Linked DNA regions of Homo sapiens: all the other regions are linked to region 3. A link is a loop called in an ENCODE intact Hi-C map of the cell type or tissue named here. Cell type or tissue: ovary. All regions are shown on one strand. Each heading gives the region's core, and the rest is flanking DNA. Links, peaks and the distances in the headings are about the cores only.

Region 1 (7,290 bases), core at 2,291-7,290, 76 kb after region 3:
GCAGGCTGAGGCTGGCTTATAATCTGAATCTTGAATTTTCCACAAGGGAAACTCAAGGAGGATGAGAATGAAAGCATCAGCCATATGTTTGGTGGCAGAAGATGTGGCTAGGGTCCTGAGCCTCACAAGACTCAGGAGAGAGTGTTTTGATATTTGTTAAATGCTGCAAATATATGGAGGTTGTCAGAAAAAATCCTGGCTTCAGATGGCAAATCATTCCATAATAATCTCTAATTTTAGTCCGGGTTTCTCAAAACTGTTGCTGACCTTACTCTTTTTTTTTTTTTTTTTTTTTTTTGAGACAGAGTTTTTTGTTCTTTCATCCAGGCTGGAGTGCAGCAGTGCGATCTCGGCTCACTGCAACCTCTGCCTTCTGATTTCAAGCGATTCTCCTGCCTCAGCCTCCTGAGTAGCTGGGACTACAGGCACCCGCCACCACACCCGGCTAATTTTCTTGTATTTTTAGTACAGACTGTGTTTCACCATGTTTGCCAGGCTGGTCTCGAACTCCTGACCTCATAATCCACCTGCCTCGGTCTCCCAAAGTCTCCCAAAGTGCTGGGATTACAGGCGTGAGCCACTCCACCTGGCCCCACTCTTTAGCTTAGACACCTGAGACTGTGTTGCTCAGCTTCTACTTGAGACATTCCTTCAAGAACCAGGTACTGACAGTTTACTGTGTACCAGGCAGGATAGGCAGTGTGGCTAAGTGAGTGGGTTCTGGATTTTGAACTCAGGCCCTAAGTGTGCTCACTATGTGATCTCATTTAATGGCTTCATCTATGTCTCAGTTTCCTTATCCGTGAAATGAAGGCAATAATGGTATCTATTTCACTAGGCTGCTGTGAGGATCAAATGAGATATTCCATGTGGAGCTCAGAATATGACCTTTGGAGCATAATGGATGCTTGATAAATGCTGAAGCTGGGACTGCGATGACTTAAACTTCCAGTCTCTAGTTTGGTTTCCTGATCTCCAGAGCACTTCCCGAGAATTTCTCTTTCGCTGCTTTGCTCCTCCAAAGTCCAAATCTAAATCCTACTTTCCCATTCCAAATCCTTCTCCTATCTCTAACTTGCTATGCTGTATCAAGCCCACATTCTTGTGCTACGTCTCCTTTCTTAAAACTTTAAAAGCAGATGTTACACCCATAAAAATGGCTAAAATGAAAAAAGATGAAAAATACTAAAAAATGGCTGAAGATGTAGTGCATCCAGACTCTGAAGAGTGCTGGCAGGAGAGTACACTGACTCAATCACTTTGGAAAACTTTCTGGCAATAAGGCTGAACACATACTGTCCTTTAATCCAGGAATTCCACACCTAGGTCTACCCTCAGCAGAAACATGCACATACGTACATCAAAAATCATGTAGAACAAATTTCATCATAGCACAATATTAGCTACCTACTGCTGCAAAACATATTACCCCCAAACTTAGCAACTTAAAACAACAGACATTTATTATCTCACAGTTTCTGTGGGTGAGGAATCTGGGAATAACTTAGCTGGGTTCAGGGCCAAGGTACCCATTAGGTACGGCAGGCACCAGGCCTAGGGACCACGATGCTTGTTAGTACAATTTCCTCCTTCCAGTGAGTGAGATACTTCCTTTTTGTTGTAATGGAGGAAGGGGCCCACAAAGACAAAAGTGCATAGGTCCCATAAAGTCACCGTGCAGCCCTGGCTGGATGGGTTTCTCATGAGGTCTGTCAAGCTGTCATCCGGGAACACAGTCCTTGGAAGCCTCCCCTGGGAAAAGATCCACTTCTATGCTCACTCAGGTAGTGGCTGGCAGTTCTTAGTTCTTCTCTAGTTGTTGGCTGGAGACCTCAGTTTCTCACCACATGGGCCCCTGCATGGCTGCCTGAGTGACCTCAGGACATGGTAGATGGCTTCCCTCAGAGAAAGAGGGAGTGAGGGAGAGTGGGAGCAATCAAAAGAGAGAAAAAACAAGATGTCTTTATAACCTAATCTTGGAAGTCAACTACTACCCCTTCTGCCATATTCTATTGTTTACACAAACCAACTCTGGGACAATGTGGGAGGAGGCCACAGAATCTGTGAATACCAGGAGTCCGGGATCATGTGATACCGTTAGAGGCTGGCTACCAAAAATACTATCTTCAGTCATTAAAAACTAGAAACTATCCAAATGTCTATCAACAGTAGAAAGACTAAATAAATGATACTGTATTTGTACAATGGAATTCTACACAGCAATAAGAATGAACCATTTATAACTACGTACAACCATATAGATTGTAGCTCATAAACATAATGTTGCAAGAAGAAGCCAGGAACAAATAGTATACTTGATACGATTCCACTGATGCAAAGTTAAAAAACAGGCAACACAACTCTGGGTGTTAGAGGCCACATAGTGGTTTCGCCTGGAGAGATACTGATGGAAAGTAGATACAAAGGGAGCTTTTGGGTGCTGGCAATATTCAGTATCTTTGTCTGGATGTTAATTCCACAAGTTTATAAAAATTCATTGAGCTGTACAACTTTCTCTGTGTAAATTATACTTTAACAAGAGTTTTTCAAAAGTAGATGTTGTAATACCTGTATTGTCTCCTTTTGCTAAAGAGACATTCTGGAAATGATTTTGGTTATGGCTAAGCATAAAACTGGGTGCTATAGGCTGGGCGTGGTGGCTCACACCGGTAATCCCAGCACTTTGGCATGCCAAGGCGGGCGGATCACGAGGTAAAGAGTTGGGGACCAGCCTGACCAATATGGTGAAACCCTGTCTCTACTAAAAACACACACCAAAAATTAGCCAGGCGTGGTGGCGGGCACCTGTAGTCCCAGCTACTCAGGAGGCTGAGGCAGAAGAATCACTTGAACCGGGGAGGCAGAGGTTGCAGTGAGCCGAGATCGCACCTTTGCACTCCAGCCTGGGCGATAGAGTGAGACTCCGTCTCAAAAAAGAAACAAACAAACAAAACAACTGGGTGCTATAGACTGAATGTCTGTTCCCTTCCACCCCCCAATTTATATGTTGAAATCTCATCTTCAATGTGGTATTTGGAGGTGGGGCTTTTGGGAGTTTATTCGGTTATGAAGGTGAAATTCTCGTGAATGGGATTACCACCCTTGTAAAACAGGCCACAGAGAACTCCTTTGCCCCTTCTACCATCTGAGGGCACAGCAAGAAGGCTTCACTTATGAACCAGAGAGTGGGCCTTCCGCAGACATGGAATATACTGGCACCTTGATATTGGACTTCGCAGCCTTCAGAACTGTGAGAGAGAAACATTTCTGTTGTTTATAAGCCACCCAGTCTATGGTACTTTTGTTATAGCAGCCCAGAGGTTTAAGACACTGGGGCAACTACAATGTGTGGTCAACCTATTGTTCCTGGTGCTAGGCCTCGCCTGCTGTGAGATCTTAGCTGAACAGTCCCTTAACCTCTCTGAACTATAGTTTCCTCAATTGTAAAGTGGAGTGAACACTTATACTCCCAGCCTCAGAGTGTGGTGAAGAATATCAGGTACAGTTGAGTGCTGTTACACTATCGAGCACTATAATATCAAGATCTTCCAAGTTCAGAACCGTAATACTTGCCTGGAGACCAGAATATGTATCGCCTATTTAACATCTCTCTCACCTGTATTCCTCTCTTTCTCTTTAGGGATGGTGGGGGGGAGCGGGTGATGGAAAGTAGGTTTGAGGCTTTGTGATCTGGCTCTCTGGGGTTCATCCTTTGGCCTCAAACTTCTGTGCTATCACGTGATCTCCTTGTGCAGTTTCTCCAGGCAGGATTCCCTAGATTAACCAAGAGAGTAAGATGGGGAGCAGAGCCACCATACAGCTATGATTCTCACCTGGGCCAGAGACCAGCTGCACAGAACAAGGTTAAAAGTTGTTTCTGTGCACTCTGGGATGTCTGTGTTTAGGGGGAATTCCACTAGGTGATATAGCTGGTTTCTGATATTCTAGGGAGGAGTCAGATTATCTTTTTAATACATTTATGCATGCATTTTATATGCATTCATTTATTTTCTGTCGCACCTGCATATTTGTATATAATACAACCATTTGTAAAGATAGACCTTACCCAATAAAAACATTTTATGAGATAATTGTGATAATTTGTAATCCCAATTTGAGTTTATTCTCCTCGTGGGAGTTGGGGTTCACAGTGTGTAGAACTATCTCTGCGCCGTGCAGCTATGTAACAGTATATACCTTTTAATGTGACTAGAAGCTCCCTAAATGGAGCAAGTCTTTCCCGTACTAACAGAACCCCAAGATAGCCACTGTGAAGTGGCTTAGGGAAGTGTGTAAGGGTGGGATAAATGGAGAATCTCCACCAACTCCTCACGTTTAGGAGAGATTTGATCCCATTTTGGTTATTACAATTTAGGTCTTTCCATAGAACTGTTTCTTCTGGGACTCAAGTAGCTGCATGGGGCCCCCTGGTGGCCGGAAATAATTCATGAGTTTGCTTTTCAAGCATTTTGAAGGCCAGGTCAGGCTAGAGAAGAATAGAGAGTAAATATTCGCCTCCAACTGCTGCTTACAGTGGAGGTGTAATAGAGAGTGAGATGGCCTCTTTGGGGGAAAAATGAGAACTAAACTTTTTTCTTTAACGAGATTAGAATGGACTATAATTCTGGATAAACCATTCACTTTCTGATTTTTTATTTTTTGGCTCATTTAGCACCTTAATTAGGTACTTATTGAGTACTTAATCTCCGTAAGCCATTATGTTAGGCATTTCACTAGGGTTAAAAAGAGGATCTATCACACACTTCTAAGGAGCTTTGGAATAAGGATAAAACTTATGCCACCAACACGACAGAAAATAAAAGATGCCATCAGAGAATAAAAGATGAACTCACGAAAGGGCATTTACTTTCAGATAAAAGGGAAGACTTCCGGGAAGAGGTAGCATTTGAGCTGAGTGCTGATGAGAAGCAGGATTTGGGGAGATTAAAATCAAGGAAACAATGGCACTATAAGCGAGGGAAAACACAAGTTTGGACAGACATGGAGGCAGGAAAACCAAAGTCGGGTGCAAGAATGGTGAATAGTCTATTCTGGCTAACTCATAAGGAGGTTTGGGGATTAGAGTGAGTATGAAAACTGGATACGTCCTTTTGGATCAGACTGGAGAATCTTGAACCTTGTCTGAGTAATTTCTTAATACAGCAATGCGGTGGCGGGGTGGGGGGTGGGCTTTGAGTATCTTTGCACGGAGAAGAGGCATGTGAAGGCACAGACTCACTTGCATTGAAATGAGCACAGCCCCCTAAACTTGCATTTGGTTGGGAGGAATGTTGATCTGTACGTGACACCATCTGACCTGCAAAGTCATTTTTAGGGTGTTTCCACTTACCAAAACTACCTGAGCATGAGGGAGTAGTAAGGGCCCCAGGGCTCCTGTCATGTTTAATTAAATTTCTGGACAGAAAGACTTTCAATGAGTGTGCTATGCTAGGCTGATTTTGTTTTCCAAGTTTTAAGAAACCTTCATGCCTATCTTTCGATTCTAGCTTAAGGTGGTTTAAACTACATGAATGAGCTGTATTTCTGGCTGGAGTTACAGGGTAGAGTCCTAGCTGTGGACTAGCTCAATGTCCACTGAAGAATTCAAGCAGTAACTTTATTTGCATTGTATTAGATCTAACTGAGTAAGAAACCTGAGAATCTACATTATGCCTGGCATATAGTTGGTGCTGGCATACGTGTTAAGCAAATAATTAACAACTGATTCCACAAAAATGTAATATACATTTAATAGCACATTATAAAGTTCCTGACCAAAGACGTTGATTTCCTAATTATAATAGCACAGAAATCCTTTAGAATTTAGTAAACGTAATTAAGACTATTCAGAAGTAATGAAAAACCAATATGATAAAAACAAAAATCCTCCAGTAAAGAAGGAACCTGTCCATTTGAGAGAAATACAATTGAGAACTTGCAAATGAGACAAGGGAAGATGGCAATTTGGAACTGCAATAGAAATAACTATAGCAGAAACAACCATTTAAGAAGTTTTAGCAGCAATAAGTATTTATTATTCTGAATGAAATGTACAGTTGACTTTTATATAAAAATCATCAAAAGTGCTATATTGGATTATTTTACTATTAATTTAACCCCCAACAGCATCTATTAGCTATAACTTTAATGGGTTTTTCTTTACTTCTGATACATCATTACAACTGGCTAACACTGTCCAATGTTAAAATATAAAAAATATTACTTTTCAAGATAAAGTACCACCAGTGATGAGTTATTAAAAGTATAAAATGAAAACAGACGCCAGTGAATCAATGTATTGAAAAAAATTATCACAGAATTTCATAGACATATGCGAAACCCAAGGTAATTTAGATCCTTGGCAGAACATTTTTATGATACATCTTAAGACTGTAGGTTATTTCTTTTGGAGGCAAATGTCTAGTGTGCCAGGCCTATCTTGATTTTTCTCATCTTTTCTTGGCTACTTTACAGGGTGAACCAAATACTGTCTAATGCTGTGCACTCCCATGACCCCCAAAGTGTTTCATGTAAATAGAAAGCTGATTTTTCAGTCTCAGAAGTAGCCCTTAGGGTTAAGTTTGTCGTTAAAGAAGACATGAGTCATTCCTCACAAAGGAGAAGCCCCTCCACCCTCCCACCCCCATTCTTCCAGTCTGCTCCAACGCCAAGTCTGTTCTCTCCCACCATGGTTCTGGGTGAATTGGGTGACAAAGTCAGAGCACGTTTTCCAGGCCCAATGGCCCATTTGGTCGTATTCAGTCTCAAGCAAACAAGCTTCTCTGATTTGCCACGAGAGCTGTTTGACTCTCCCGTCTCTTGGCTTTCTTGCTCCTTTGTCTCACTTTCCAGCACAAGGCACTGGAGGCTAGTAAAAAAAGTCCAGATGACAGAACAACCAGGCCAAAGATGGAGATAATAGACCCATGGGAATTGAAGCTGTAAGCCACCGCGGTGACCACGATGCCGGCGATGAAGACAACCACAGCAAAGGGGATGATGCAGCGGTAGCAGGAGAGCTCGGTACCCCCTGTAGCAGCCATCAACTGAATCTCACTGACCAGAGGGACTGTGGTGATCACAACTTCACTCTTGGGGCTCTTCTCCATCGTCGCTGCCATGTGAGCCTTTGGGGCTCCCAGGATCTCCTTGATGGGCTCTTCAGTCATTTTTACAACAGTGCTTCTAAGCTGGGTTTACAGACTAGATCTGGACAGTCTCACCAGGGTGAAAGCTGTGAAGATAACAGGAGATGTCAGCTACATGTATCAGAATGTACACCCTGTAAGC
Region 2 (7,380 bases), core at 1,010-6,009, 120 kb before region 3:
GGGGACACAGCCAAATCATGTCACCTCCATCCCTGGGCCACTCCTTTTCTCCTTTATTCTGCTTATTTTCTATGGCACTTGTCCCCATCTGACATGTTCTTAGTGTTGTCATGCATTTTGTTTGTGATATGACTCTCCCCTCTAGAAAGTAAGTTCCATGAAGGCAGGAAGTTTGTTGTATTCATTGTATCCCTGTACACGGGCCCAGAGCATGGCAGGCACATTCTAAGCATTGAATATATATTTGGGGAATGAATAAGCCGTTCACAAACACATCTCTTCCAATATTAGGAAATAATGGTGATAAAAAAAGATCTTGGCAGGGGATTAGAGAAATATTATAATGAGGAAAGAGGTCCTAGTTTAATGCTGTGGGCTGAATTGTGATTTCCAGAATTCATATATTGAATCCCTAACCTCAGAATGTGACTGTATTTGGAGATAGGGCCTTTAAAGACATGATTAAGTTACCATGAGGCCATTAAGGTGTCCTTTGAAGAAGAGGAAATGAGACCACACAGGGAGACAGCAGGGATGTGCATACTCAGCAAAAACACCACATGAGGGGCTGGGTGTGGTGGCTCATGCCTGTAATCCCAGTACTTTGGGAGGCTGAGGTGGGCAGATCACGATGTCGGGAGATCGAGACCTTCCTGGCCAACATGGTGAAACCCTGTCTCTACTAAAAATACAAAAATTAGTTGGGCATGGTGGCACGCACCTGTAGTCCCAGCTACTTGGGAGGCTGAGGCAGGAGAATTGCTTGAACCCGGGAGGCGGAGGTTGCAGTGAGCTGAGATTGTGCCATTGCACTCCAGCTTGGGCGACAGAGTGAGACTCCGTCTCAAAAAAAAAAAAAAAAAAACATGTGAGGACAAAGCAAGGAAGCAGCTATAGACAAGCCAAGGAGAGAGGCCTCAGAAGAAACCAGACCTGCAGACATCTTGATCTTGGACTTTCCAGAGCCTCCAGAACTGTGAGAAAAATAGGTTTCTGCTGTTTAGGGCACCTAATATCTGGTATTTTGTTATGGCAGTCTCGGCCGACTAATACATCCAGCTTCAGGGAAAAGTAATATTTTGAGTTGGGCTTTCAAATTGCCTGGCTCTATTTATATGAAGCCGAATGGAAAACATAAGCTCATTAAAAGTTTCTTTTTTCAGAAAAATTGTTTCAAGTTTTGAGGATAACATATTAATATCTAACCTCCTAAGAAAGTTTTTCTTTTTCTTTTCTTTTTTTTTAACTTTTATTTTAGGTTCAGGGGTACACGTGCAGGTTTGTTACATAGGTGAACTCATGTTACAGAGGTTTGCTGTACAGATTATTTTGTCACCCAGGTACTAACCTTAGTACCTAATAGTTATTTTTTCTGGTCTTCTCCCTCCTCCCACTCTCCACCCTCAAGTAGGCTCCAGTGTCTGTTGTTCCCCTTTGCGTCTATAAATTCTCATCATTCAGCTCCCATTTATAAGTGAGAACATGCATTATTTGGTTTTCTGTTTCTGCGTTAGTTTGCTAAGGATAATGACCTCCAGCCCCATCCATGTTTCTGCAAAAGATATGATCTCATTCTTTTTTATGGCTATGCAGCATTCTGTGGTGTATATGCACCACATTTTCTTTATGTAATCTGTCATCGATGGACATTAGGGTGATTCCACGTCTTTGCTATTTTGAATAATGCTGCAGTGATCATACACAGCATGTATCTTCATGGTAGAATAATTTCTATTCCTTTGGTTATATACCCAGTAATGAGATTGCTGGGTTGAATGGTATTTGTTTTTTAGCTCTTTGAGGAATCACCACACTGCTTTCTGCAATAGGTGAACTAATTTACACTCCTACCGACAGTGTATAGGCGTTTTCTTTTCTCTGCAACCTGGCCAGCATCTGTTATTTTTTGACTTTTTGGTAGTAACTATTCTGACTGGTATGAGATGGTATCTCATTGTGGTTTTGATTTGCATTTCTCTAGTTCACTAAAAGTTTCTAAGGGTCCAGTTGTTTCAGGAAGTCCATTATTACTAAGAGAAAATGGTATTCTATTACTAGTAACAATTGTATAAAGCTAGTGAAAAAAGTGCCCTATTACTAGTAGCAATTGTATAAAGCTAGGATTGACTTCAATCCTGGAATAGTGAAGGATCACCTAAGAGGTGGGCTATCATTACATTGTCATCATCATAATTCACATAGACTGAGAGCTTACTATGTGCTAAGTTCTCTTCTAACTGCTTTACATGCACTGAGCCATCCGATCCTCCCAGCAACTCTATGGAAGTTTATCCCTCCATTTTACAGATGAGAAAACTGAGGCACAGACAGGTTGAGGAAGTTGCCCAAGGTCGTATGTTTTTATGTGGCAGAGCCAAGGCTTGAATCTAGGCAGTGGCAATGGAGCCTGCACCTGTAACTTCTATACTGTACCTCCTTTTATATATGTTCCCCTGTCTACAGAAGGCTTTCTTCTGTAACATTGAGATGTGCTAGTTCTTAGCTTAGCCTTCTGTTAGCACCAACCTACTTTTCAGCTTTATTTTCATTATTCACATATATTTGGAAAAACTGTGTCATCCCTTGTCTCTCCACTTTTCCTTAACTCTCCTTCCCATTACCTTGCCTCATTGATTAATTGATTGATTGATTGCTGTTCTAGTTTCTTATGCCTTCTTTGCTCATCCTTACCTAAAATCCATCTTTAATACCAAGTCCAAATCCTACCTCCCCCATAACATTTTACATTACCCTTCTCCTCTGAAAATTTCATTGTATGCACAACTAATTTAGAATTAATAATGTACTTCCCAATTAAAATTCTTTTGATGACTGAATATTCTATACAAATCTTCCTAAGATTTAACTTTTCACCAGTTTTGTGTTGCATCTTCAAAATAGATTTAATTCACTGAGGATAGGGACAAAATATCTACTATATATGATACTTTGTACATAATGAAAGTGTGATAGACATTTATTGATTTTTTTTAAGACAGGGTTTCACTCTGTCATCCAGGCTGCAGTGCAGTGGCGTGATCTCGGCTCACTGCAACCTCTGCCTCCTGGGTTCAAGTGATTCTCCAGCCTCAGCCTCCTGAGTAGATGGGTCTACAGGCAGGCGCCACCATGCCTGGCTAATTTTTGTATTTTTAGTAGAGATGGGGTTTCTCCATGTTGGCCAGACTGGTCTCGAACTTTTGTGCTCAAGCGATCCGCCTGCCTCGACTTCTCAAACTGCTGGGATTACAGGCGTGAGCCACCACACCAATTACAGAGCTGTAATTGATTTGTTTTGATTTGGGAAAACAAACAAAAAACTGGAGATAGAGAAAGGAAACAAATGTGGCCAACAAGGCCATTCTAATTTATAGCTAGCACCATTTTGAATGAATTATATATGTTAGTTCCTTTAATCTTTACAACGTTTCTCTAAGAGCAATACTACTATTATTATTATTAATTATGATTATTATTTGAGATGGAGTCTCACTCTGTCCTCCAGGCTGGAGTGCAGTGGTGCGATCTCGGCTCACTGCAACCTCCACCTCCCGGCTTCAGGCGATCCTCTCACCTCAGCCTCCCAAGTACCTGGGATTACAGGTGTGCGCCACCACATCTGGTTATTTATTTATTTTTTATTTTTTGTATTTTCAGTAGAGATGGTGTTTCACCATGTTGGCCAGACTGGTCTTGAACTCCTGAGCTCAGGTGATCCACCCGTCTCGACCTCCCAAAGTGCTGGGATTACAGGTGTGAGCCACCTCGCCCGGCCGAGAAAGACTATTATTATCCCCATGTTATAGATGAGGGAAATGAAGCCTAGAGGTACTATGCAGTTTGTCCACTATAACACAGTGCAGGCAGCTGCAGTCTGCCTCCTCGCCAGCAGAGGGCATTAAGAGACCATGACCATGTGTAAGTCTAAGATTTATGGTCCAATTTTCCTTCCCATCAGGATCAGGAAATGGACAATAATGGCTTTTGGATGATCATGGAGTTTTCTCATTTTCCACTTCTTTATATCACCAGTGACATTCTTTGGGCGACAACAGAAAAAATAAGCTAATTTTTTCCCACATGACCACACACAGTTTGCCTCTGGCTCATTTCTTTCCCCTCCCCACACTCTCAGTCTCCTTCCCCACTTCAAGGAACTGTTTTCCCCTATAATAATGCATTTGCTGGAATTATCTGTGGGGAATGTCCAAATCCCAGGATACCACCAAGCCTCAGGGCTCAACGGTGGCTCTACTCCCCTCAGCTGTTGGCTCTCAGCACTCTTAAGATCATTTTATTATTGCAAGCCTGAAAAATGAAATTACTTCGGAAGAAGATACCCTCCCAGTTCTGCAATGCACTCAAAAAGTGTCTTTTGGATGATCTTTTGTTTGGCAGATTTGTAGTTTAAAATGGTGGTGGGGGTGTTTTGTAGAAACAGAATGTGATTCTGCTCTATGTCCTCATGTTATTGACCATCTTCAAAAAGGATTTTTACTGCTAGAATGTGAGAAAAAGAGAAAGGAAAAGTTATATGGACCAATTATCTCTGGCTGCTAAGGAACATTCAGAGATGAAAGCTGCCACAGCCAGAAACAATATTTCTCTCCTGGTGGGGATTCTCTGGTTTCCTCAGAGTCCTTAACTTCTGAGAATATGGTTTAAGTAGCAAGAATTTTAAATTTAGCCAAGATCTAGTGAGCCATAGCTTCTAGAAGTCAGAGTACATCAGAAAAAGGAGGGACTAAGAACATTTGGCGCAATCCACTGATTTTATGATCAGGTCGCTAGGCCTGTGGGATCCAGTTTTTCTCAGTCTGTGGCTCTTTCCCTCACATCTACTCTTATTGTCAACTAAAGTGACCTGTCAGGGAAACTGTGTTTTCTTTATAGGTTTGCATGAGGGTGACACTATAGGCAATTTGAAGTATCTTTTTCCTTCTTTTTATAGGTTTGCATGAGGGTGACACTATAGGCAATTTGAAGTATCCTTTTCCTTCTTGGAGAGAAACACTGCATGTGCACGCTTACCAAGAGAGGGCACCCTCTGAGCAGGAATTTTCTCTTGTAGTCCATTTTACAGTCAGAAAAAATAGGCTGCCACTCTGCAGATCAGGGGAGAAGAGAACTATCAACTTAGGTTTGAACACCTTGTGTCTGTCGTCAGAAAGCATTAAACTTAGCAGGGGTGGCAGAAACCAGGGTCTGCCTACTTAGCCCCAGAAGACTAACACCTACCCCTTTTTCTGCACCTGCGTGCAGCTTCATATGCGTGTTCATGCTGGCCTTTTCCTGAAATGCCTTTCCCGTTCTTCCTCCTCTGGAAAACTCCTAGTCACTGGTCAGAGTCTTAGGTTGCACCCTTCACTTTTCAGCCTTCTCTCCTTTATATTCCAGAACTTTTCACATGCCAGGATTAGAGCACATATTACCCATTATTTTAGTGTGTCTTACGGTTTGCAATATGAAGCCCTTAAAAATCTACATTGTGTTATCTCATTGTTCTCCAACTGCCTAGCCTCATGTGAGGCACAATAATAAATGCCTGACAAATGCTTGTTGCCTATGTGAACACATAAATCAATACCATTGCTCACGATTATTTACTAACCAGGATAACAACACAGGTGGGTGGGATTATTCAAGGAAGTTCTTTTTTTTCAATTTCATATAATATATATTTTTAAAGATAGGGACTTACTCTGTCACCCAGGCCTGAGTGCAGTGGTGCGATCATAGCTCACTGCAGCTTCAAGCTCCTGGTCTCCAGTGATCCTCCAGCCCCAGCCTCCCAAGTCGCTTGGATTATAGGCGCACACCACCAAGCACAAGCACAGCTATTCAAGGAAGTCTTTTTTTTTCTTTTCTTTTCTTTTTTTTTTTTTTGAGTTGGAGTCTCACTTTTGTTGTCCAGGCTGGAGTGCAGTGGCACGATCTCGGCTCACTGCAGTCTCTGCCTCCCGGGTTCAAGCAGTTCTGCCTCAGCCTCCTGAGTAGCTGGGATTACAGATGCCTCCCACCACACCTGGCTAATTTTTGTATTTTTAGTAGAGACAGGGGTCTTACCATGTTGGCCACGCTGGTCTCGAACTCCTAACCTCAGATGATCTGACCCTCTAGGCCTCCCAAAGGGCTGGAATTACAGGCATGAGCCACTGCACCAGCCTCAAGGAAGTCTTAAACCTATAACGTAATTGTTTTTACTCTTTCTGCTAAGACAGTTGGAAGAAAATGCAATTTGCATATACAGAAAAGTAGCTAAAGAGCTCTGGATGAAGAACCAGGAAATCTGGGTAGAATTGAAGCTCTGCCACAAACTGCCTGTGTGACATTGGATAAGTCACTTATATTAGTGACCTCATATTTTCAGGGGATTCCTTCAGATGTTTGTTCTGGGTCTGTCTAGCACCAACTATTTAAACTTGTGTAAAGAAGAACTCATAGATGTTGACATTTATTCTGAAGAAAAAATGGAGGTGACAGAACTATCCTTCTCAGGTTTCCTCTTGCTGCAGTATAAAAGAGATATTCATACAGAGACAATACAAAGCAGAATATGGTTAAAAAATGCTAGTTTGTTTTACAAATAAGCAGCCAAATTTTGCCCAACAACTCATAATTAATTTACCATTAAAAATATTTCATACTATATATCCAGGCTGGGAGCAGTGGCTCATGCCTGTAATCCCAACACTTTGGGAGGCTGAGATGTGTGGATCACTTGAGTCTAGGAGTTCAAGAACAGCCTGGGTGACATGGTGAAATGCCCTCTATACAAAAAATACAAAAGTATCCAGATGTGAGCCTGGCACGGTGGCTCACGCCTGTAATCCCAGCACTTTGGGAGGCTGAGGCGGGCAGATCACAAGGTCAGGAGATCGAGACCATCCTGGCTAACACAGTGAAACCCCATCTCTACTAAAAATACACACACACACACACACACACACACACACAGAGTATCCAGATGTGGTGGCACGTGCTTGTAGTCCCATCTACCTGGCAGGCTGAGGAGGGAGGATCACTTGAGCCCAGAGGTCGAGGCTGTGGTGAGCTGCAATGGCACCACTGCACTCCAGCCTGGGTGATGGACCCAGACCCTGTCCGAAAAACAAACAAACAAAAAACAAAACAAACACATTTTATATAATACTGAAACCTAACTTTTCCTTCTCAATAAGTTAGCCTATGCAAATACAGTTCAGCTGTAGCAGATGAATCTTCATTGCTCATTTAGGTAAGTGCATCCTCAGCCATCTTGCTGATAAACTGAGACTGTTTCCATCATCGTTCATAGAAGATGCAAATACATCCCTTTGGGGATGATGTGTTTAACTAATATTTCACCATCAAACTGAAAGCTGAGTTCTCCTCCTAAGC
Region 3 (7,380 bases), core at 1,133-6,132:
CCAGCCTATAAGCTTCTCTAGACCTAGGACTATGGTGCCTGCACAGAAGATGTGCTCAACATATAACTGATTAAATAACTTAATGAGTAAATGAAGGACTGGACTCGTTTGTGGGCCATATTTGGAGGTGACTTTGTAAACTCTAACAGCATGGGATTTTAATAAGCTGTCTTCATAGCTTGGACCATGGTAGGTATTCAATACATATTCATCGAACGCAAGTGTTCTTCGCAATCAGGGAACATTTTATTTGCTTCAAATGTGATAGGAGTTCTGAGCCTACTACCCATAGGGTCTCATTCCCAAGGGAGAAAATTCAATTATCAAAATTTTGAACAGGCCCAAATCAGATTTTCTGTCACCCCTTTTTGTGCTTAGGAATCTGGTGATGTTGCAACAGCTGTTTATAATTGCAACCCAAATCCCAAATTAGCAAGGCAAAGTGGAAGAATCAGCTAGCCATTACTCCTGGCCCCTTAAAGCACCTTTAAAAAAAACCTGCCGCAGCGACATTGACACTACTTTTGGAGGCTTTAAATAACTACCAGTTCTGACTGTGGGCTCCTAAGCTGAGCAGCCCCTGCGCACATTGTGTCCCTGGCTCCCCTGGTAGCAGAAAGCTAATCAACACACCCGGGAAACCCCTGTTAGACCTCAGGCTCTGTTAGCAACAACACAACAAACAAAGGGCTTCTGGGTGTGAACTTCTGGCTGCTTCAAGAATGGTTGCTAAAATAAGGGGGTCAAAGCTACAGGTGTTCTCAGCCTTCAGAACAAGCTACTAGTGCAGAGTCAAGGCTGGGCAAGTTTGGCTGGGCCTAAGAGAAAGTTCTTAGGGTAATAGTCATGGACGGTCATGGACCATTCTGCAGACCAAAGTGACAAAGAAGCAAGGTAGCTGTGTTTGTTTTCTTACAGGACATAGCAATTGTCTAATTAAATTCTCTGCCCTTCTAAGTCATTATCTATATGACTTCTGGTTATCTTTTGATAACACAGATTGGACTGCGTTATTTCTGCTTAAAATTCACATCTGAATTGCCAGGACATAGAGAATTATGGCAATTCCATGGCAAGCATTTAGTCTCCTTCCACCATCTGGTCATAACTTACTTACCAACCTTATCTTTGGCCACCATTGTCTATGAACACTGGGTTTCAACTTCATTGCCCTTTATCCCCCAAACATGCCATTTGCTTTATTCTTCAGGGGACATTTGGTTTGGCAATGTTTGGAGACATTTTTGTTTGTCACAACTGGACAGGAATGTGCTACTGAAAATTTAGTGGACAGAGGTCAGGCATGCGGCTAAACATTATACAATGCACAGGACCTCGCCCTAAATAATGAGTTATTCAGCCCAAGATGTCAGTGGTGCCAAGGTACAGAAACTCTGACATAAGCACTTAACTCTACCTAAAATACCCTTCCTTGTTCCTTTCTCCTGCTGTCTTTTCTCAAACTGGTGAAATGCTATTCATCTTCCAAGCCCTGCTTTAATTTTCCCCCCTCTGTGAAGCCTTTCTCAACCCCACTTCCCTTCTTTTGTTGCTTTAGTTCCCTTTTTTTTTTTTTTTTGAGATGGAGTCTCGCTCTGTCGCCCAGGCTGGAGTGCAGTGGAGTGACCTCGGCTCACTGCAAGCTCCGCCTCCCAGGCTCACTGCAAGCTCCGCCTCCCAGGTTCATGTCATTGTCCTGCTTCAGCCTCCTGAGTAGCCAGGACTACAGGCGCCCGCCGCCACCATGCCAGGCTAATTTTTTGTATTTTTATTAGAGACGGAGTTTCACCATGTTAGCCAGGATGGTGTCGATCTCCTGACCTCGTGATCCGCCTGCCTCGGCCTCCCAAAGTGCTGGGATTACAGGCGTGAGCCACCGCGCCCAGCTGCTTTAGTTTCTTGGTCCAATATGGTAGTAATATTACGTCCTAAGGTCTAATATTATGTCCTAACCTCTATTAAAATACTTTAAACATTTTACTTTTTTTTTGAAAGAAGAATAGACAACAAGGGTTACTTTCTCATTTAGAACTCAGAAAATCTTCTTAAACCTCCAATTCTGTGTTTGGTGTGAGTTCATACCACACCCCGTTGTCCCGAGGGTTTCTGCGGATTGAAGTCACACTGAGCTCAGCTGGCTGCATCCTTGGCTTGTGGGTTGTCACCATACTGTGTGTGCCAGAGTCAGTGCTACACCACCTCAGCCCAAACAGGAGGAAATGCAGGCCTTTCCTCCGTATTTTCAAAACCCCTACTCACACAAGGCAATCTTAGCAGAGTAAATTTTACTGGAAGGAGGTGGGGAGGCAGTTTGCTCTGCAGCAATGCAAACAATTTCAAAGTGGACACTGGACATCTCAGTTCTAAAAGCTTCAGCCACTTCACCCAGCAGATGTTTCCAAAGTTGCCTCCCATGTTGTGCTCCCGGTGCAGCACCAGCCACACTAGTGGTTCTCTCTGTCCCTGACTCTCTTGCCTCCACCTCACCTATTCCCTCTGGGATTAGCTCCAAGAAATCTAATTTATTTTCACCTTCTTGTGTTTATTTCTGCCTTCCTCCTTTCCCTCAACTCGAATCTGTGTCCACCTTTGCTCAAGCATATCAACTGAAGCACTCAGAAGGAAAAACAAAGAGCAGTACATTTCCAGAATGACCTTGGAAGGCAGGTTTGGTTAAAAAATAGCAATTATTTTCCCTTTATTATATTTTTCTATCTGATGCCCCATCTCAAAACCACTTTCTTCAAGAACACAGACTGAAACTCCTTTATCTATATTTCAGGGCTTAGGACAGTGTTGGGTACGTTATTGATGATCAAGGAATACTGAAGAGCTGTTTTCCTATTTTGGTGCAGATGTGGAGAGAGGATTGCTTGAGACTCTTCCCAGCTCTTGAGATTCCATGTAGGTTGTGAACACTGAGGAGTGTGTGGAGCTTATGTCTGAACTTCACCTCTCTAATGTGACCATCCCTGAAATGAAAAGAAAACCAGTGCTAAATGGAAATACCTTCTTTCTTTCCCTCCCACAGCTCGTGCATATCTCTTCTACACTCAATCAGCATCTCTAGAGGAGGTGCCAGCTCTCTCAACAAGTAATTCCTTTTGGCCCCATCACAGAAGGGAAGTACAATCAACAGCAATGAAGCTTCTTTATTCCTTGCTAATTTAGTGCCACGACACATGATATGCACAGCTTTGTGAGTGGGAGGGTTTCAAAGCAGGAAGCTTTGGATCTGACTTAGGGAGGCTGGTTATCCACTTACGATACTTGACTTAGCAGAAGCCAGTCTTTGTGAAAGCTGTTATGGGGCCCCCTGCTGGCATTGTGACATGGAGACACTTCATCTTCAGTGAACCTACAGTTCCCTCTGGGAAGCTTCAAGTTCAACAGGGCTGTGGACTTGCAGAGATTCTTGCTGTAGGCTAGGAAAGTAGATTGTAGTACTAGTACTACTGCTAGTACTACGTTTTCTACTATCTTTGGGTTTCTTGGGCCACTTTGAAACTCTAACCACAGTGTTTTCAAACTTGCAATGGTAAAATGCATTGTAAATAAAAATTTTAACTTAAAGAATACAAATTTTTTGAATACACAATTTATTTGGAATTTTATATCATAGTAGCAAGAATAAGAACACCATTAAGATATTGTTAGAAGCATTTTCAATAAGAAAACTGATAAACTGTGCATACAAACATCATGGATGAAAGGTAATGTAGTGAAAAAGAGGGAGTGGGATGGCAGGGAACATAGGCAGATCTGATTCCTAATTCCAGTCTTGCCAACAGCTAGCTCTGAGAACTTAAATCATGATCTCAGTTTCCTCATCTCTCTGTAAAAACAGGATAACAGTAGTTATCCTGCCAAGAGTATAGATTTGCAAGGTGGATCTAAGGAAACAGAGGATTTGGAAAAGTTTGGGGAACTTAAAATAGTTTTGCAGAGAATAACAATAACATTGGCGTTATCTGGGCTACAATGGCTAAACCAGGTGATGGTCTTGTAGCAGTCTTTTGAGAGAGTGGGCCATGATCATGGCAAACTGACATTGTCCAGGCTTTCTGCTTAAATGGGCCCTCTGTTGTTTGGAGTTGCATTCACTGACACTTTTCAAGCAGTTCAGACAGTGTGGGGAGGAGTAAGATGTGGTTCTGGATGATGGTGGTATGAAAACCCTGAAACCACTATGCCTAGGAGCCTCCCACAGATTTTTGGAGATCCCCAGGTGGTCACTGGGAACATTCCTTCAGGGCCTTTCAAGGGTGTTTACTGTGGCAGTGGGAGGGGCCCTGGAATTAGATACCATGGAGACCTCCCTGAAAGAGACCCTGCAGTTCCATGGCCTCAGGCTAACCACAAAAAAAACAAGAACTTCCGGTTCAGTGGCAAATACCATTTTTTATAACTGGGGACCTAATCATTAAAACTAAAGGGCTTGTGTGCAATTTTAGGTACAGGACCAAGACTAGTCTTCCCAAAGACAGGTCCAGGAGGGCCTTCCTTCACTAATCCATCATTTTTCTGTTACCCTGAAGTTAGGTTCCTGTCCATGAATGCCCATCCTGTTTCTTTATGTGTGTGGGGGGTATTTTCTCCTTCAAGTTGGTACAAATCCCACAAAAGGCTCTATAGGACATGTCAGTGTTGGGAAAGATGGAATTCTATGGGTACTGTTCATCTCTCAGGAGCTCCACCACAGTAAGCATATTTTACAAGATGTGAAATATATCCATTAACAAACTTGAGGACGGCAAAGGAGTTCAGGAAATAGATGCCTATGGCTGATAAGAATTAACTTCAGAAGGCTCTTTCTCAACCCTCTGTCTCACTCCTAGTTGTTGTAGGAAAGAGAGGGCACCCTTAAGTGGGGCAATTGAGGGAAATTTAATGAAATGACTATTTACAAAGAAGTGGAACAGTTAAAGGAAATCAACAAGGGATAGGAAAGCATTTAAGAGCTAGCAATAGCTGGGAGCCATTATCATCCTCAGATCTGATGGGGTAAGGGGAGAGAGTGGTTATGTGAGTACAAAGAAAGGTGTAGGAGAGAGACACTGAATAGGAACCGAAGGCTTGGGTGGAGGAACACAGTGACTAAAACCCCTAGTCCAGCAACAAGGGAGCAGGGATACGGCTACCCTATCTCGTTATCTTCCCACCCTTTTTTCTCCTTCCAGGGCTTCCCATTGGCCGAACCTAACAGGAAGCCAAAAGACAAGAACAAATGTGGAGGCTGCACATAGTCCCGGGGCGGGGGGCGAGAACCTTTCAGACAGGAAAATGGAACATATCCAGCATATTTTTGTTGTCTAAAATATCCTATTTGAGAACCAAACAAACAAAAACAACACCATGATTTAGTAGAAAGAGCATAGAGCCACGATTGAGAAGACCAACATTCTAATCTAGTCCCAGCTCTGCTACTGACTTGCCAAAAAGTCTTGGGTTGGCCACGTGGCACCCCTATGTGTTGGTACCTTCCCTTCTCCCTTCTCTAGGGTGCTGTGTGGATGAAGAGGGTTTATCAGTACAGGTGAGTGGTGAACGTGAAAAGAACAGCTGGAGCCCTGGTAAGGAGATGGGGGAGAGGAAGCAGCCACAGGTGCTGTAACTTAGGAAGAGGGAGAAGAGTAGTAATGGGGACACTCATAATCTGATGGTGAAGGAATAAGGGCAGGAGGAACAAAATTATGAGATTAAGCCAAACCCCGAGACGTTCCTCTCCTCTCATGTTCAGCAAGGCATTGGGGGATGTTCACTGACAGCTGCAGATGTAAGCATTAACAAGAGAAGATAGGGAGGCTCTGTTTATTCCCGGGTAAAAGGAACACTAACTATTTTCAGTTTGTGGTTGCTTGCTGTTCTTGCCTAGTTGCCAGACAGCACATCGGAGAGAGATGATCATGCATCTCAATGCCCATGGGTTTCAAATAGACTCGGTCTCTGTTTGCTGCTCATTCTTTAGCATGAGTCAGTAGAGTAGGGGATCTGCTCACAACTAAAGAGAATATTAGAAGAGACAATACCTAAGGGATATCAATGAAGTACAGACCTTACCCAAGTCTCACAGTGAAAACATAGGAGAGGAGTGTGAGATAAGTGGAAGAGTTACAAGAGATGGATCAAAAGCAAATGTGTACAATCCCTTCCACGCAAGGGCTAAGCCAGGTAGAGAGAATATCTGCACAGACAGATCACTGCTGGGGTGAGATCTAGATACATGGAGCTGGGTTCACTGTCCTTGTTCCTTGTTTGGTGTCTTCTCAAAGCCACCAAGATTTGGAAAGGCCACAGTCAGGACAAGTCCTGGTTTGCTATTCCAGGAAGTAGAAGTCTAAGGGAAGAAGAGCAAACAAAGTCAAGAGAATTCAGATTTAAAGATATAGAGCATCTAAGGGCTCTAGATACTTCCAATCACACCTTCAACCAAATCTTCCACCAGGTCCTATAAGAGGCACCTGGGACTTGGGAAACTACTCCAGATACCACCTAGGTTGCCCTCTATTTCAACACTAGTCAATGATCCTTCTCAATTCAGTCGTCCCTTACTCAGGGAAATCTTTTGTGACCTCCCTGACCAGGTCAAATCCTCCTTTTACAGCCCTGGGGGACACTGCCTGTGTAACACTTACCCGGTTTTACAATGATTTTATTGGTGCCTGCCTCTCCCATAGTGTGTAGGCTGCACAAAGCCATGCCTATTTGCAGAGCATTGCACACCCAGATCCTAATTCACCCTATGGAGCTGTATAGGTTCTTTGTTACATCAGTTAGATGGATCATGGAGCAACAAATAAATGTCTGGTTTCTCAGATTCTTGGCCTGTTTCCTGGTACCTGGGATCTCTTGCTCAGCTTGGCCTCTTGACATTGATGATTGAGTTGCATCTTTTGCCTGGCTTTGGGAAACTGCTTGGCTCCAAAGTCTATGTTAAACAGATTAGATAACCGTAGACACAGGAACTACACAAGTGATAGAAGAACAAAGTAGTTGAAGGTACAAGTAAGAAGGACCAGGACTATTGATGACAAGAAAGCGAGGTTACAATTCATTTTTATTGAGTTTTGACCTGCCTGTATGGGTAAGGTGTAGAATCAAGAAAGCCATGAGAGGCCGGGTGTGGTGGCCTGTAATCCTAGTACTTTGCGAGGCTGAGGTGGGTGGATTGCTTGAAATCAGGAGTTCGAGACCATGAGACCAGCCTATGTGACACAGTTAAACCCTGTGTCTACAAAAAAATACAAAAATAACCAGGCATGGTGGCATGTGCCTATAGTCCTAGTTACTTGTGGAACTGATATGGGAGAATCACTTGAGCTCAGGAGGTTGAGGCTGCAGTGAGCAGTGATGGTACTACTGCCCTCTAGCCTGGTCTAG

Evidence for each region. Peaks named below come from ENCODE experiments on the same cell type or tissue, not always from the same donor. Only the 100,000 strongest peaks of a DNase experiment are listed, where the experiment ranks them.
Region 1: a loop joins it to region 3, with 2.1 times the contacts of the local background. A loop is called at or near these places in 17 of 110 quality-filtered maps.
Region 2: a loop joins it to region 3, with 6 times the contacts of the local background. A loop is called at or near these places in 59 of 110 quality-filtered maps.

What each region holds. Positions count from the first base shown.
Region 1 is chr17:55,713,902-55,721,191 of GRCh38, forward strand. TMEM100 (transmembrane protein 100) reads right to left here. Exons shown (of 2, transcript NM_018286.3): 2 at 5,726-7,234. The coding sequence starts at 7,169. The coding sequence ends at 6,765. Among named protein-coding and RNA genes, the nearest start is that of TMEM100, 5.3 kb to the right of the region's middle. In ovary, for the core only: a CTCF peak has its summit at 4,426 (motif pointing left); a DNase peak (open chromatin) is centred at 4,420.
Region 2 is chr17:55,522,684-55,530,063 of GRCh38, forward strand. It overlaps a transcript of SMIM36 not described here. Among named protein-coding and RNA genes, the nearest start is that of SMIM36, 15 kb to the left of the region's middle. In ovary, for the core only: CTCF peaks have their summits at 3,872 (motif pointing right) and 5,022 (motif pointing right); DNase peaks (open chromatin) are centred at 3,878 and 5,058.
Region 3 is chr17:55,638,662-55,646,041 of GRCh38, forward strand. All of the region lies in intron 2 of LOC101927389 (a long non-coding RNA gene), which reads left to right. Among named protein-coding and RNA genes, the nearest start is that of TMEM100, 81 kb to the right of the region's middle. In ovary, for the core only: a CTCF peak has its summit at 3,325 (motif pointing left); a DNase peak (open chromatin) is centred at 3,320; H3K27ac peaks cover 459 bases.